Regions from separate parts of the Homo sapiens genome. Here region 2 is linked to region 1. The links are chromatin loops, found by intact Hi-C in ENCODE. Cell type or tissue: MCF 10A. All regions are shown on one strand. Each heading gives the region's core, and the rest is flanking DNA. Links, peaks and the distances in the headings are about the cores only.

Region 1 (8,319 bases), core at 2,895-6,894:
TCATGAAACTTATTTTAAAGGAGATGATTTTCAATTAGGGAGACTAAATATATATGGCTACTTTTGAAATTATATGCTTAAAACATATTTTGAAAGAAAACATACTACAAGCATTAGTGTAAGTACTTTTGTGGAGTACCTATTAGCACCTCCTGTAATATGATGCTCTTTGCCATGTGGACAGGAAGAGGAAGGGTGCTATGGACTGAGAAATCACTATGAGCAAGAATGTGAACTTGAGGGTGTGTGGAAAACAACACTGTAGCCTGAGCCAAAGAAACATGGAGTAAGGGAAGGGATTTGACATAAGGCAGGCTGGTAGGGGTCAGTTTTTGAAAGGAACTCAAATGACTCTGTCTCTGACTCCTAACATCCTCTCTGGCAAAATTAAAAGTCAATCACGTTTTAGCTATTTACATTTTCCTATTTTCTTTAGACCTTGCCATATTTTATTACCAATGAGCCATCTGTACATATGCCATCAGTTTTATTCAAAAAATTACACTGAAGCCTTTACATATTCTAGACAATGTGCTAGAGTTTACATGTAAGATCATGTTAATTTTCATGAAGAGTTTGCAAAAGTAGTACTATGAAACCGATATTAGAGTTGAGAAAACTGAAGCTGAATCCTCATGAGAATCCAACCTATCTAACTTGAAGTTCATTTTGCTTTAATAGTTGGGCTTTGTAATGTCATTTACCCATGTGTGTTCCACAGAGGATAAAGCATGAGAAAAAAGGATTCTATGGTCATGTAAGTAAGGAGACCAAATTGCACTACATCTCCCCCTTGAAGACTCACAATTTTTTTTTTTTTTTTTTTTTCAGACGGAGTCTCGCTTTATCGCCCAGGCTGGAGTACAGTGACACAATCTCGTCTCACTGCAACCTCCGCCTCCTGGGGTCAAGCGATTCTTCTGCCTCAGCCTCTGGAGTAGCTGGGACTACAAATGTGTTTGTTTAAATAGGTACCCTGAAGTCTGAAATAAGGAGAGCCATTTTGTTTCATTTATCTAAGTATTTCATGAGCTCAGTTGGCTGTCTGAGAATTTTCCTTTTCCTGGTAAAACATTTAATATTCCAGGGAATACTTTGGGAAACTCTGCCTTAGAATATATTAGGAGAACCCTATTAATTAGAACTCATTTAGAATTAAAAAAAAACCCTATTGCATGCTCTTAAACTGATCTTTGTCAAAGTGAGAGTCATGACTTGCTGGGTTGTGAAATCAATTGAGTGCTCATCTGCAATTGGGGTTGCAGGGAAAGAATGGCAAGAAAAATATCAGGGTTGTTGCATGCAGTACAGGTAAGTACTGAATCATGAAATTTTTACTGGGTCGCTATGCAATATGCATTTCTCTCTGTGGTGATGGCCAAAAATGTCTGAAGCCGCTGCTTTCCTGAAAGTCACATGAATTGCTTGCTATGCCGGGAGTTAGGTGATAACTAATGTCTGAATGTTGTAAAATTAACACAAAAGGGCCTACTGTAATAACATGGTTAAATACATTATTTGTTATTACCTAAAATCAGATGATTTTAGATCTCAAATATCTCATAGAGGAGAAACCAAAATAGAGGTTTATTCTGACTTGTCAAGGTAAGACAGCTGTTAGCTGGGTCTAGAACCTAGATCTCCTAATGTGTATCTCTAGTGTTCTTTTACTTGTCAGTGTAAATTGACAGATTTTTCATTTATGGAATGCTTAGGGTTACTTCTTTTTAATGAATAGACAAACTCGGTGTAAAATGTAGCAAATCACTCCTGGATAGCTAGTTAATGACAAGTTACAAAAATGCTACAGGCTTTAATTGAAGGAAAAAAGTAATTTAGAGATACTTCAGTGCTGGGGTCTAATTCTAATTCCAATTAATAACTAATTGACCTAATATCCTGTTTTACTAGGTGGGGCCATTTAGTTACCTAGTTTCTCATTTGTATATGTAAATGTCCTCGATATATGATTTTGAGAAGACTTAGCAGATAAAACATCAGTGAACACCAAATCTTTCCATGCTTAAGTTAAAGGCACAACCATCACGTTACCTCTCCAGGAATAAACAATGAATCGAAGTTATAGGAAACCCTCCAAACTCACATTGCTTTTAAAAAAGAACAAGAACTATGACTTATCTTGCATCTCATAACAAGATAAACACTAGCTCGTTTTATTGTGGGCAGGCCTCTTCAAGACTGTCCAGTTGAAGTCTTGAAGTTCGTATCTAAATTTGTGTCTACTCACTCCTGGCTCGTGGACCGGTCAGTGGAGGTTGGAGCTATTTCCTTTTCCTCCTGTCTGCTTTCTGGAAAGCACCCACAGGTGTCTACGCCTGGGAGGTGGGCCTGGGCTAGGATTCCAGCAAACTCTCAGGTTGGTGTCATTTCCCCTCAGGAAGCGCCAGGCCACAGCGGGCAGAAATCATTTGATAACTTAATCTGGGTGTGAGGAAGAGTCGCTGAGGCCTGTGTACTCTAGTGATAAACGGAAGCATCCGGGTGAGTCAAGGAAAGGACGTGGTATCTTTTAAAACTAATATAAACGAATAAAGCCTAAACAAGAGCTTACAAAGAAGGACACCCCCTGCCAAAACGTGGGAGGTGACTGGTGCCTGGAAGGGAGATCACCGCGTGGTTAAGATCTGGAGGTTCCAGGGCTTCTCTTCGGGGAGAATTCTCTGGCTGGGAGAACAGTGGAGGTTGGAGGAGGTGAATTTCCTACAGCCCAGGACCAGCCCTCGGACCCTCCCCCTTCCTATAATTAACTCAACGCGCGTCCCGCCAGTCGGGACCGGTGGCGCCCCTGGACCCTCCCCTCCTCTCGCCCTAGGCGGAGAAGGAGAGGCTCCAGGGTGGGAGGTCGAGCCCGGGCCACACCAGCCCCCGAGCGGTCTCCAATCCTGACACGGTGCGGGGGGCGCGGGTTCGGGCCCCGCATGACGTGGGCGCCACGGCGGGAGGGGCAGTCCGGGGAGCTCCGGACGCCTTATTAGCGCCCCGCGGGTCGCCAGCAGCCAGCAGACTGCCGCGCTGCGAGCAACAGGAGCCGGCGAGCGGCCCACTCCTCCCACCTCCTCCGCCTGCCTTCTCCTCCTCCCCTTCGCTCCTCCCGCCCCCACCTCTGCGTGTGCGGCGGAGTCGCCCTCTCCCTGCCTCTTTCTCCCGCTCCCGCTCGCTCGTCTCTCTCGCTAATACTTCCCCCTGCTGTGCTCCGGGGAACCCAAGCATTCTCCGCGCTAACCTTAGGGACCAATGGTGCTCGAAAAGCCTCGAAAAAGCTGCTTTGGGCAGAGATAGTTGGAAAGCCCCTCGTCCCTTCCCCCTCTCCCAGGCTTAGCCTGTGCCCGCTTACAGCACCTTCTCGCTCCTGCACACTCTGTGTTGGGAGGACGGGGTGAGAAGGTGAAGTGGAAAAAACTGCAGAGCAGAGGGGGCCAGTCTCAGAGCTCAAATTTCATTTTCATTGAAGCAAAGCACAGAAGATCATTTTTTTCTATTTCGCATTTTTTCCCTTTTCCTTTTTTTCTTAAAGAAACTTATTTTGGGCGGGGGGGGTGGGTTTGCTCTGGGCATTTGCTTTGCCCAGTAGTTGGAAAGTGAACTCGACTCGTGATGGTTCTCCTGTCACTTTGGTTGATAGCAGCCGCTCTGGTAGAGGTTAGGACTTCAGCTGATGGACAAGTAAGTGGAAAATAATAACAATAAAAAAAAACTCAAACCCAACCTTTTCCCGAAAAGTTCCTCCCCTCTCTACCCTCCTCTCTTTCCTCCTTCTCCTCCCACCCTTCCCTGTTATCTTTTGCGTTCAGAAACGGTGTTTTGAGGGCTGGGCGCAGCGTGCGGGCTTTTGGGGGTAGAGGGTTGAGTTGCACGGGAGGTTACGACTCCCACTCCGGGAGCCCAGTCTTGTCACACCTAGGGCTTCACCAGTCTGCGACATTCGTAACAATTCCTAGTGACAAACCGCAGCCAGTTCCCATCCTCGCCGGGCCATCTGGGCTTCCCCTTTCTGGAGGGCGGTCTGGGCGCTTGAATGAAGTTCTGGACGCTGGGTCCGGGATCCCAGCGCTCTGGCTGCTGCCGCCAGAGTCGGGTTCCTGGAGCTTTCTCTCCTCCGAACTGACTCACGGTTTTTTCGGGCAGCCGGAGGCGGGGGTTTCAGGAAGTCCTTGGGCCGGACAGGGAGAGATCCAGTAGACACGTGTCCTGGGAGTACCACGGCCGGGCTAGGATTTGACAGTTGGGGAGGGGGGCTGGAGACGTTTCCTGCCCTCCGTTTTCCTGGGCAGAGGCTGCAGGCGCCGGCCGCCTTCTCCCCTCCCCCTCTGCACAACTCCTCCTCTTTTTAAAGCTAAGTTGAGTGCAGCTCTGTTTCTTTTCGGCCCTGCCCCCAACCCTTTGGAGGCTCAAGGTGAAGCCCGATGCTCTCAGAAGAGTCCTTGAGAAGGCTCCGCCAGGGGAGCTGTTTGTAGTAAATCATATCAGCACTGGGCCGATGGGACTTTGGGTACAGAATTTCTCTGTTAGTTTTTGTAGCTTCTCCGGTCGGCCTGGTCTGAACGACCATAGGGTAAAAAGTAGAGAATTGTCTAGTTGATTCCTGACCTTAAATCTGATTAATCAGGCCCCCTGTTAGGTGTATTTTGGCCTGTTAAATTCATACTTTCTTTTCTAATCCAGACCCAGTACGACATTTCAGAAGAGAGCATTGAGAGTCTGTATGTATTTTTGCTGGCTTCATAAGTGTTAAATTAAAATGAAAAGGGGCAAACAACTCCCTTCCCCAAATTGTTATGGAATTGGCTCATGGAACCTTCTACAAACCAAGGTGCAGGCTTTAGGCACCAATCCCAGTCTCTAGCATCTCCTGATTAGTTAGCTCTTGGAAACCATTAATGGTAGAAATAAAACTCACAAGGTGATAAGATGAAACCCAGTAACTTTCTTTTTCTTGCTTTCCCCCTCCTTTCCAGGCTGGTAATGAAGAAATGGTGCAAATAGGTAAGCTTTGTTCTCAGATGTCACTCTTATCTTAAGTTGAAAGTAAGGGAATGAAGTGAGCTAAGCAAAATATTGTTTCTGAAATGTTTCCCACTGGTGGTTAAAAAAAATAATCTGTAGTCCGGAAACATTTCTGTTCTTCTCTTCCTCTTTCTGGAGGAAGGTCCCACTTTCCTGGGGCTAAATTATAGTGAGGTAAAAATTCTCCTGCAGTTGGACATTTCAAGCATCAGTTTATTACTGTCTTTGTACAAGCCACTGATATGTACTTGGAAGATGATGGAGGGGCTGTAAGATGATATGGAGATGAATGAAATAAAATCATCAACTTCTGTAGCATTTAGGAGGAGCACATTTGAGTACAACAGAAGGCAAGAATGCTACATAGAAGAGAACAATGAAGTACAGAGCATGGAAATTTTTCTCTTACAATCTTTCCTGCTTTGGGTAAATCCTCTGATGACTTCTGTTATTCAATCTGCTTTAAAATAATTATCTCCTAATGTGAAAGATACTGTTAGGCCTTTTGCTAATATCTAAAATCCCAGTACTCTTCTGATGGTGTGGAGATTCTTACTCCCATTTTATGGGTGAGGAGACTGAGATTCAGAGAGTGTAAGTGACTTGCAACAGGTCACTCAGAAGTCCATGGTCTTTCTTGAAGCTGTTTAGAATAATGTATTTGTTGTGAATGCGGAGGCTGAAAGTCATCTGGCAAGAAGCCAGGCTACATTCAAAGTCTTTTCATACACATTTTACTTGGATTACTTTAAAAGATAATTTTTCTTTTTGGCAGAGTATTAGTCTCTGTCAATTCTGTATTTGTCAGGTGATATTGTAAAGCTGTCTTTTAGAAGAAAAGTTTTTATAACTGCTGCTGCAAACATAGTTACAAGTCATTGGCCGTTTATTAAATGCCAGGCACAGTGTTGATTGTTTCATGTGTTATGTCAACTGATTCCCACAGCCACACTGTGAGGTGGGGATACTATTGTGCCTATGTTAGAGATGAGGAAAATGAAGCTTGAGAGGTTGCATAGCTACCTGTTATAGTACACAGTGGAGATTCACACTTGTTAACTAAGAAACCCAAGAGCTAAGCCCAGAGGTGTGTATATGTAGCCTGTAATATATGAGCATATATCAAAATGCTCCTTCCTACTCAGTGCTTAGCATTGTTGGATGTATTTCCCAAGCTTAGACCTCGACGGCAAGAGGAGAACAGTGGGGAGGAAAGGCACTGAGAACTGCCCTAAAAGTACAGTGTTTATGATCAGATACTTGTCATTCGTAGTTGATAACATTCAGCCATCAATCCTTATCTTTTTAAAGAATTTTTTTTAACCAACTCTTAAGTAGGGAGAAGAAAGTTGTCTTATTTTTAATTACTTAAATATTTGATTACTTACACGTCCCAACTTTTCAATATGCAAATTAAAAAGATGTCTTAAGATCACCCATTCCACCAAAAAATTTCATAAAATATATAGCTTTGATTAGAATTTTAAGATAGAATTAGGATGCTCTCATATAAGAGGCCCTGGATTGAACCGAAGTTTGGTTCAGTTGTTTTGCTAATGTAAATTACTATGGTAGCCCTTTTAAAGGGAAGAAAATAGTACAGGTGTCCTTAAATTTGGCAGAGGAGAGATAAGTCAGTATGAAAGAGAGGAGGCGGAGCCCTCTTAGGGTGTAGTGCTGAAGATTTACTTGTTCCCATATTCATCTGTTTTATGGGATTTCTCTCTTTTATTATTACCATTCTTATTTATCGTTTTCCAGTTGAATGAAGAGAAGAACAGATTGAATAAAATAGATTTTGGCCCACAGGTCTTGTGATAGCAAAAGTATAACTATCATTTCACTTTGGTTTATGTATCATATGTAAGAAAATCTTATGTACAGTGATTAGTTTTGCTCCCCTGTTCCCATGTGTAAAGGCACTGCTACACTGCTAACCTGGAGATTTGGTGAAATGCACTCCTGAACACGTTATTTATTTTTTTTCTATTAACTGATTTAGAAGTAGTTTTATATAACTACCTGGGGACGTGTTATTTGATCAGAAATACATTAGGAAAGACAAATAATGTTTGTAGATTTTATTTATTTATTTTTCAACAAATTGGCTAGAAAATAAATTTCATGGCCCTGAATAATTTCTAAATAATTTAATGTTTCAGGAAGGGTTAAATATAAATGAGTAATAAACCACAAGTTGTTAAGAAACTAAATTTTAAAAATACTTTCTACTGAAGTGTAGTATAGATGTAGGAGGGTGCATATAAGTGTACTTTGCTGATTTTTCACAAAGTGAATGCTCCTGTGCAGTCAGCAGTCAGCAGCTGGATCAATAAGTTGAACATTACTGGAATCCCTGTACGTCCCTCATGCCAACTGCCAAGCATTCTCCCGTTATGAAAGGTGACTGCTCTCCTGACTTCTAACAGGATAAATTGATTGTGTCAGTTTTTCATGCTCTTTGTAACTAGAGTCACAGGATATGTACTTCTTAGTATTTAACTTAGAAGGTCAATTTTCAAAAATATATCTTATATGCTTCAACCCTCTAGACTAGGAAGGCTTTTATTTAGGTAAAGAGAAGGCAGTTTGTGATGGGGACAGGTTAGAATATGTATAGCTATGTCACCAATATAGTGTCTCATGCAGGATATTGCCTCCTTCCTTCTCTCTTCAGCCAGTGGAATAATACCTTCTTGGTATGTGGGAAAGTAGGATTCACCCTAGAAAAAATGGGTAAATAGGTTTTGAACCCTGACCTAGTTGTGTGCCTCTTTGTCAACCAGATAGGAACTGCCTCTCTAACCACCTACCTATACCCATACATACATATATATCTGTGTGTTTGAGTATGTTTCTGTATATATGTGTAAGTATGTTTCATGAGATCATTGACATACTTCTAGGGCGTATCAGGGAGCACTGTCATTTCTGACTCAGAGTATTGCCTTGGTAGGATGCCTGAGTTAATTGTGGGAAACTGGTGTGGCTGGTCCAATTGGGTAAGGAGGCTTGCTCAATGACACATGTGGCTTAGGAAATAATCATAGTTCTGTAGACACTGGAAAATCTGAAAAAGAATTCTCTGAGTCCTTTTGTTTCATAAGCCACCACTGAGATTGCTTGAGTATCATTTGAGGAAAAAGCATTGTGATCCTTTAGTGTTAAGCTGTCTTCCCTTTCCCGACCCCACTTGGAATTGGGGCATATCTTCCATCTCCTGATTCCTCTTGGAATTGGGGCATCTGTCCTATTTCTGTTCCTCAGTTGCAAATTCCATTACATCCCAATCTT
Region 2 (8,319 bases), core at 2,882-6,881, 62 kb after region 1:
CTTTTCATTTTCCAGATCTTAGAGGAAAGAGTTTCAGTTTTTCCTCATTTAATATGATACTAGCTGTGGGTCTGTCATATTTTGCTTTTATTATGTTGAGGCATGTTCCTTCTTTACCTGATCTTTTTGAGAGTTTTTTTTTTTTTATCATGAAGGGACATTGAATTTTATCAAATGCTTTTCCAGCATCAATTGAAATGATCATATGGTTTTTATTCTTCATCCTGTTGATATGATGTATCACGCTGATTGATTTGCATATGTTGAACCATCCTTGAATCCCAGGGATAACTCCCACTTGGTCATGATGAATGACCTTTCTAATGTATTGTTGAATTTGGTTTGCTAGTAGTTTTTTGAGGATTTTTGTGTCAGTATCCATCAGACATACTCACCTGTAGTTTTTTTTTTTTAATGTGTCTTTGTCTGGTTTTGGTAACAGGTTAATAGCAGCCTCGTAGTATGAGTTTGGAAATATTTGCTCCTCCTCCATTTTTCAGAATAGTTTGAAAAGGATTGGTATTAGTTCTTTAAATGGTTGGTAGAATTCATCAGTAAAGCCATCAGGTCCTGGGCTTTTCTTTACTGGGAGAGTTTTCATTATGGCTTCAATCTTGTTACTTGTTATTGGTTTGTTCAGATTTTGGATTTCTTCGTGGTTCAATCTTGGTAGGTTGTATGTATCTAGGAATTTGCCCATTTTTCTAGTTTTTCCAATTTATTGGCACATAGTTGCTCATGGCAGCCATTAATGATCCTTTGAATTTCTGCACTATTTGTTGTAATGTCTGTTTTTCATTTCTGATTTTATTTATTTGGATCTCCTCTCTTCTTAGTTTGGCTAAAGATTCATTCATTTTGTTTGACTTTTCAAAAACCCAATTTTTTGTTTCGTTGATCTTTTGTATTTTTTCTTTTAAATTTCAATTTCATTTATTTCTGGTCCGACCTTTATTTTTTTTTTCTTCTACTAATTTTGGGTTTGCTTTGCTCTTGCATTTCTAGTTCTTTAAGATGCATCATTAGATTGTTTATTTAAAATTTTTTCTCTTTTTTGATGTAGACACTTATAGCTATAAATTTCCCTCTTAGTTCTGCTTTTGTGTATCTCAAAGGTTTTAATACGTCATGTTTCCATTATCATTTGTTTCAAGAAATTTTTCAATTTCCTTCTCAATTTCTTTATTGACCCACTGGTCATTCAGGAGCATATTGTTTAGTTTCTATGTATTTGTATAATTTCTAGAATTCCACTTGTTATTAATTTCTAGTTTTATTCCATTGTGGTTAGAGAAGATGCTTGATATTATTTCAATTTTTTTGAATGTTTAAAACTTGCTTTTTGACCTAACATATGGTCTATCCATGGGCATAGTAAAAGAATGTGTATTCTACAGCTCTTGGATGAAATGTTCTGTAAATATTTATTAGATCCATTTGGTCTATAGTGTAGATCAAGTCTTGGCTCATATTTAACTTGGTAAAAAAATTATACAGTACGTATTTTTTGTTAACTCAAATTATGCCAAAATAGTATTCCTCCTAAGAAATTCTTATAGAATGTAATAATGAATAGCTATGACTGATTCAATATTGGTATTATGAAATTACTCTTGTTTATGATTGAATCAGCCAGATGATATTTGTAAAAACATTCCTTCGAAAATTCAAATTCTTTTCTCTAACTCTTCTTTTTCTTGGAAAAACTTATTAAGGAAATGAAACGTATTTAAATCAGAAACTCATTTAAATCCTTTTTTGACTCATCTTCCTAATGTAAAATATGACCATACTCATTGTTTTCTCCAATTACCTTGAAAAATATCTTAGAAAAGTAAGATAAAAATAACTCTCAATTTTTTAGGTTATTGGTGGGAGATTTTAACCACTAACCCATTTTAACTCTTCCATTCAGTCTGCTTATAGGCCTCTAAAGAACTATTGCTATGAGTGAGTCATTGCTGAGGTACTGAGACAAATGTAACACCCCAACTGTTAGCTGTAATTTATAGAGAGGAGATTTGCAGGGTCAGTGGAAATGTGTGTTTAGGGGGACTTCTATGTTTTACTTTAATGACTTATGAATATTTTACAATGTGCATGTGTTTGTTTATTGCCCTTCAGAGATGTGGTTTTGAATTGTGCATGTAACTATGCATATTATTGTTATGGTGAATGATAATTTTGCACAGTCCATGTTATTATGCATTTTACTTGCATATATTCTAAGGTAAAAATGACATACTTGATGTTAATAGAGGCATATGTGACTTAATAAATCAGCATAAATGTAAAGCAGTAAACAGGCAATAAGGCGTTAAATATGCAAGTCAAAAAAGGACATTTGACTGTGTACTGGATATTCATAACAGGAGATTTCAAACCTTTAGTTAGAAAATAGACAGATAGCCTGTGGAGGGTTTTGTTAGGCTAACAGGATAAACACAAGAGTGGCTCTTGATTTTATGACAATCTGAAAGGGTTTCATGGATGCAGTGGTGGGATTTTTATAGTGCTTTAAATGCTCATTGAGAAACAGTGCCCTACAAATAGTGTACCGAAACAAGGTGTGTTCTCAAAATGTGTCTCTCTTATCAGTTGGAGTTTTTTGGTTGCTGGCAAGAGAAATGCTATCTGGATAACATCATGAAATAATGAAATATACTAGAAACATATTAGGTAATTAACAGAAATTGAAGGCAAACTTAAGCAACCAAGCTTCAAGAGCAAGAACTGGGATAGTGAGAGGACTCACAATCAAAACATAGTTCCTGGGAAATTGGAATGGTTAGGTTCCAGCTATTTCGTATGGCCCTTATCTAGATTTAAATTCTCAGGAGTCAGATTCTGATTGTACAATCTTGGATTGAGTTACCAAGGCACAGTAACTAACAGCTCATCAGAGCTGCTGAGACTCAGCAGGGGTTGCCCTCCGAAAGAGGCATAAGGTGTGGTTGTCACAAGAAGAGGAAGGGAAGCTGGGCAGGCATATATAATGGACCTGCCACAGACAGTGATGGTGCTTTGTAGTTCTTTTTTAAAAAGTAAAAATAAAAAATAGGCCTGAGTGGTCTCAAACTATATTTATACACACTTATATATGCAGATATACACATTCACACATACATATTTTATATACTGCATTTAGATAATCTCTGCCACTTTTTCCTTCATTCACTATTCTTGTTGATATATGGAGTGGTACACTACAGTCTTCTTTTCTCCCCTCAAAGAAAAAATTTAGAAGAAGGTGGATTAGAGGCTTTTAGTGTGCTTCAGGCACTTGGAAATAGCAAGATAGTGCATAAAGACCAACTCTGTGAACTTTAATTCAGGAAGAAAAATGGGAATCCACTGGAATCATGAAGGACATCCCAGATCCTGGTGGGGGAAAATGTGGGCAAACAGCCACATGACAGAGACTGGCTGATAAAAGTGAGTGAAGCCCCAGTATGTGAGAGAAGCAGAGAACCTCCCTCTGTGACACACTTTTCCACTGGGTATGTGAGCAACCCAGGTCAAGGAAGAACGCTCTGTTTCTCCCAGGTCCTGGAGGTAACTTAGGGAGAGGCTTAGAGATGCTGTGAGGGAAAGATACCAGAAAGAGCTGCAAGCATTTCCCTAGATGTGGGACTGAGAACAGCACACAATTTTTAACCTGAGTTCATATAAAATCAGCCATTCTGTGGTGAGCTGGCATGATGGACATGTAGGCATTTTAGTCTTGGGCCAGCAATTGAACTGCTTGCTTTGGAGCAGGGTAGGGGTCACCACAGCCAGAACTTTGGAAAGTGCCTCAACAGTTGGCACTGGAATTGTGCCCTCCCCCAATCACAGTTCTTCTGAATGATGAGACCTGCAGCCAGGGCCAGCTTGACAACCTGGATCTGGTCTGCATGTGCCATTGCTGGGTGCCCCAGCCTGTTCCCCTGAGATTTTTGTGCAGCAGGGTCTTCTCTGTTCCAGAGCCAGGCAGATCTCCAGGCTTTTTGAGCATCCCTTCACCTTGATCAGCAGCCTAAGCCACCCCACTTTTCCTGTGCATAGATCGTAGTGCAGTGGAGCCCTCTTTGCTCTATACATAAGCAGATCTCCAAGAATTAGGAGCAACTGCTAGCATAGACTAACAGCCTGAGTCACCGCATCTTTCTGTGCAGAGATCTGGGTATGGGGGTGCCCTCTCTGCCTCATGCTCAGGCAGATCTCCATGCATTGGAAGCCCTCATTTGCCTGGTTCTGCAGGCATAATTGCCCCACTCTTTTTGTTCAGAGATGTTGGTGCAGGGACACCATCTCCACTCCACACCCAGGCAGATTTCCAAGCATTTGGAGCACCTGCTCACCTGGAACAGCAGCCTGAGCTGCTTCACACTTCCTATGCAGAGAGATCCTGGTGCAGGATGGTCCTCTCTGCTCCATGCCCAGGCAGACCTACAGCCATCTGGAGTGTCCACTTTCCAGGATTAGAAGTCTAGGCTGCCCCCTGCCATCTCCAGGCAGGGAACTCAGGGCTAAGGAGGTTTCCCAGTTTCATGCCTACCTATACCTCTGGGTACTTGGTGGCTGCCCACTGGACTGTCTCTTAGCACTTGTGCATGTGCCTGCCATCAGGGGACCTGTAGGTGTATTTGTCCATCTTGCCCTTCCCCTCTACCGTCTCCTTCCAGGGCTGAGGAGGGAGCTTGGACTGCTGTGCTTTCCAGGAGTCAGCCCATTCCCTGGGGCAACAGACAGCTTTTACCAGTAAACAAGGATCAAGCATATACCCTGCCTTATTGGCCATAGCCGGCTCTTACCCATAAGCGCCATCTACTGACTTATAGGTCAAATTGCATACCCCAGTAAAAAAATCTACCAACAGAAGTGCATAGTGCTATAGGGTCAAAGACAAAAGACCTTACCCATCATTTTCTTCAGTCACACACTCTAGGGAAGAGGGTAAAGAGACAGGGAAAGAAGAAACAAAACAACAGTATTATAGAGAAAAAGAAAAAATCCTACCCACATGAAAATAACTATAAAAATTAGAATTGCCAGCATCTCCAAATGATAAGGAACTAGCACAAGAATTCTGACACCATGAAAAATCCGAATGTAGTGACACCACCAAAGGGTCTCACTAACTCTCCAGCAATGGTCCATAATCAAAATGGAAACTCACAAATGACAGATAAAGAATGTAAAACGTGGATTGCAAGGAAGCTCAACAAGATCCAAGTCAAGGTTGAAAATCAACACAAAGAAATCTTCTAAAGCAATATGGGAAATGAAGGGAGAGATAAACATCTTAAAAAGAAATCAATTAGAGCTTCTGGAATTGAAAACCTCACCTAAGAAATTTCAAAATATGATTGAAAACTTTATAAGTAGCTTTACCAAGAAGAAGGACTTTCAGAGATTGAAAACTGGGTTTTTGAACTAATCCAGTGAGTTAACAATAAAGAAAAAGAATTAAAATAAATGAACAAAACATTTGAGAAATATGGGATCTTGTAAAGCATACAAACATACAAATTATTGGTGTTTCTGAGAGGAGGTAGAGAAAGAAAACAACCTGTAAAAGATATTTGAATGAAAAATTTAAGAAAATTTTTCTAACCTTCCTAGAGAGGTAGATATCCAAGTATAAGAAATCCAGAGAACACCTATGAAATACTATACAAAACTAACATCCCTAAGGCATATGGTCACCAGACTGTCCAAATCCAGTGCTAAAGAAAAAAAATTAAATGTAACCAGAGTAAAAGGTCAGATCATGTACAAAAGGAACTCTATTGGGCTAACAGTGGTCTCAGCAGAAACCTTACGAGCCAGAAGAGATCAGGGCCTATTTTCGGCCTTCTTAAAGACAAGGAAGTCCAATCAAGAATTTCATATTTCACCAAACTAAGCTTTATAAATGAAAGAGAAATAAAATATTTTTTCAGACAAGCAAGTACCAAGGGAATTTACCACTAGACCAACTTTACAATAAATCTTGAAAATGATAAAACAATACCTGCTACCACAAAAAGACACTTATGTACATAGCCCACAGACCCAATAAAGCAACCAAACAGTAGAAACTACAAAGCAACCAGTCAACAACTTCATGATAGCATCAAAACCTCACATATCAATATTAAAATGTAAATGTTCTAAACATCCCACTTAAATGGCAGAGTGGCAACTTGGATAAAAAAGCAAGACCCATCCATCTGCTGTCTTCAAGAGACCTATCTCACACATAATGACATCCATAATATCAAAATAAAGGGTTGGAGAAAAATCTATTATGCACAAAGAACACAACAAAGAGCAGGGATAAGTATTCTTATATTAGATGAAACAGACATTAAACCAACAACAGTAAAAAAGGACAAAGAAGGATATTACATAATGATAAAGGGTTAAATTCAACAAGAAGACTTAACAGTCTTAAATATATACACATCCAACATTGGAGGACCTGTATTCATAAAGTACTTCTAGACCTGTTAGGAAATGTAGACAGTCACACAATAATACTGAGGGATTTCAACAACTGACTGACAGCCTTAGAAAGCTCATTGAGGCAGAAAGCTAACAAAGAAATTCTGGACTTAAATTCAACACTTGACCAATTGGAGCTGATAGACATCTACTGAATACTTTACCCATCAACCATAGAATGTATATTCTCAATTGCACATGGAAAATACTCCAAGATAGACCACATGCTTGGCCATAAAGCAGTCTCAATAAAATAAAAACACTGAAGTCATACCAACTATAATCTCAGACCACAGTGGAATAAAAATAGAAATCATTACCAAGAAAATCTCTCAAAACCACAAAGTTACATGGAAATTAAACAACTTGCTTTTGAATGAATTTTGTGTAAACAATAAAATTAAGGCAGAAATAAACAAATACTGTCAAGGCTGGGAGTGGTGTCTCACGGCTATAATCCCAGCACTTTGGGAGGCTGAGGTGGGTGGATCACAAGGTCAGGAGTTCAAGACCAGCCTGGCCAAGATGGTGAAACCCCATCTCTAGTAAAATACAAAAAATTAGCCAAGCGTGGTGGTGGGCACCTGTAATCCCAGCTACTTGGGAGGCTGAGGCAGAGAATCGCTTGAACCTGGGAGGGAAAGGTTGCAGTGAGCTGAGATTGCAACACTGTACTCTAGCCTGGGCAACAGAGTGAGACTCCATCAAGAAAACAAAAACAAAAGAAACAAAAAAAACCTTTCAAATAAATGAAAATAGAGACACAACATACCAAAAATATCTAGGATACAGCATAAGTAGTGTTAAGAGGAAAGTTTATAGTGCCAAACACTTACCGAGGGGAACATCACACACCAGAGCCTGTCAGTGGGTGGCGGGCTAGGGGAGGGATAACGTTAGGAGGAGTACCTAATGTAGGTGATGGGTTGATGGGTGCAGCAAACCTCAATGGCAAGTGTATACCTATGTAACAAAACTGCATGTTCTGCACATGTACCCCAGAACTTAGAGTGTAATAATAATAAAAAGAAGTTAGCAAGATCTCAAATTAATGATCTAACATTGAACTTAGGGGAACTAGAAAAATAAGAACAAACAAATCCCAAAGCTAGCAGGAATCACTTAAGTCAGAAAAGAACTGAATGAAATTGAGACCCAAATATCCACACAAAGAATCAAAGCAACCAGAAGTAGGCGTTTGAAAGAATAAACAAGATTGATAGATTGCTCTTTAGATTAACTGTGAAAACAAGAAAGTCCAAATAAGCACAATAAAAAATGGCAAAGGTGACTACAACTGATTCCACAGGAATACAAATGATTCTCAGAGACTATTATGAACACCTATGTACACACAAACTAGAAAATCTAGAGGAAATGAATAAATTCCTGGAAACACGCAACCTTCCAAGATTGAATCAGGAAGAAATTGAAACCTTGAACAGAATGGTATCAAGTTCCAATATTCAATCAGCAATAAAAAACTTACCACCAAAAAGAAGCCCCAGACCAGATGGATTCACAGCCAAATTCTACAAGATGTACAAAAAAGACCTGGCACTAATCATACTGTAACTACTCCAAAAAATTGAGGAGGAGGAACTCCTCCCTAACTCATTCTATAAAGCCAGCATTACCCTGATACCAAAACCTGGCAAAGACATAACAAAGAAACAAAACTATAGGCCAATATCTCTGTTAAACATAGATGCAAAAATCTTGAAAAGGAAATACTAGCAAACTAAATCCAGCAGCACATCAAAAAGTGAATGCACCATGATCAAGTAGGCTTCATTGCTGGGATGCGAGGTTTGTTCAACAAACACAAATCAAAAAAGGTGATTCACC

The links. Hi-C counts contacts between places; a loop is a spot of excess contacts. Peaks named below come from ENCODE experiments on the same cell type or tissue, not always from the same donor. Only the 100,000 strongest peaks of a DNase experiment are listed, where the experiment ranks them.
Region 2: it touches region 1 in a loop (6-fold over the local background); 3 of 110 quality-filtered maps call a loop at or near these places.

The regions. Positions count from the first base shown.
Region 1 is chr4:72,564,059-72,572,377 of GRCh38, reverse strand. ADAMTS3 (ADAM metallopeptidase with thrombospondin type 1 motif 3) reads left to right here and starts at 3,157. Exons shown (of 22, transcript NM_014243.3): 1 at 3,157-3,684; 2 at 4,977-5,004. The coding sequence starts at 3,616. In MCF 10A, for the core only: a CTCF peak has its summit at 4,460; DNase peaks (open chromatin) are centred at 4,167 and 4,397.
Region 2 is chr4:72,501,902-72,510,220 of GRCh38, reverse strand. All of the region lies in intron 3 of ADAMTS3 (ADAM metallopeptidase with thrombospondin type 1 motif 3), which reads left to right. Among named protein-coding and RNA genes, the nearest start is that of ADAMTS3, 63 kb to the left of the region's middle. RefSeq lists an enhancer at 4,575-4,869. In MCF 10A, for the core only: a CTCF peak has its summit at 4,808 (motif pointing left); a DNase peak (open chromatin) is centred at 4,770.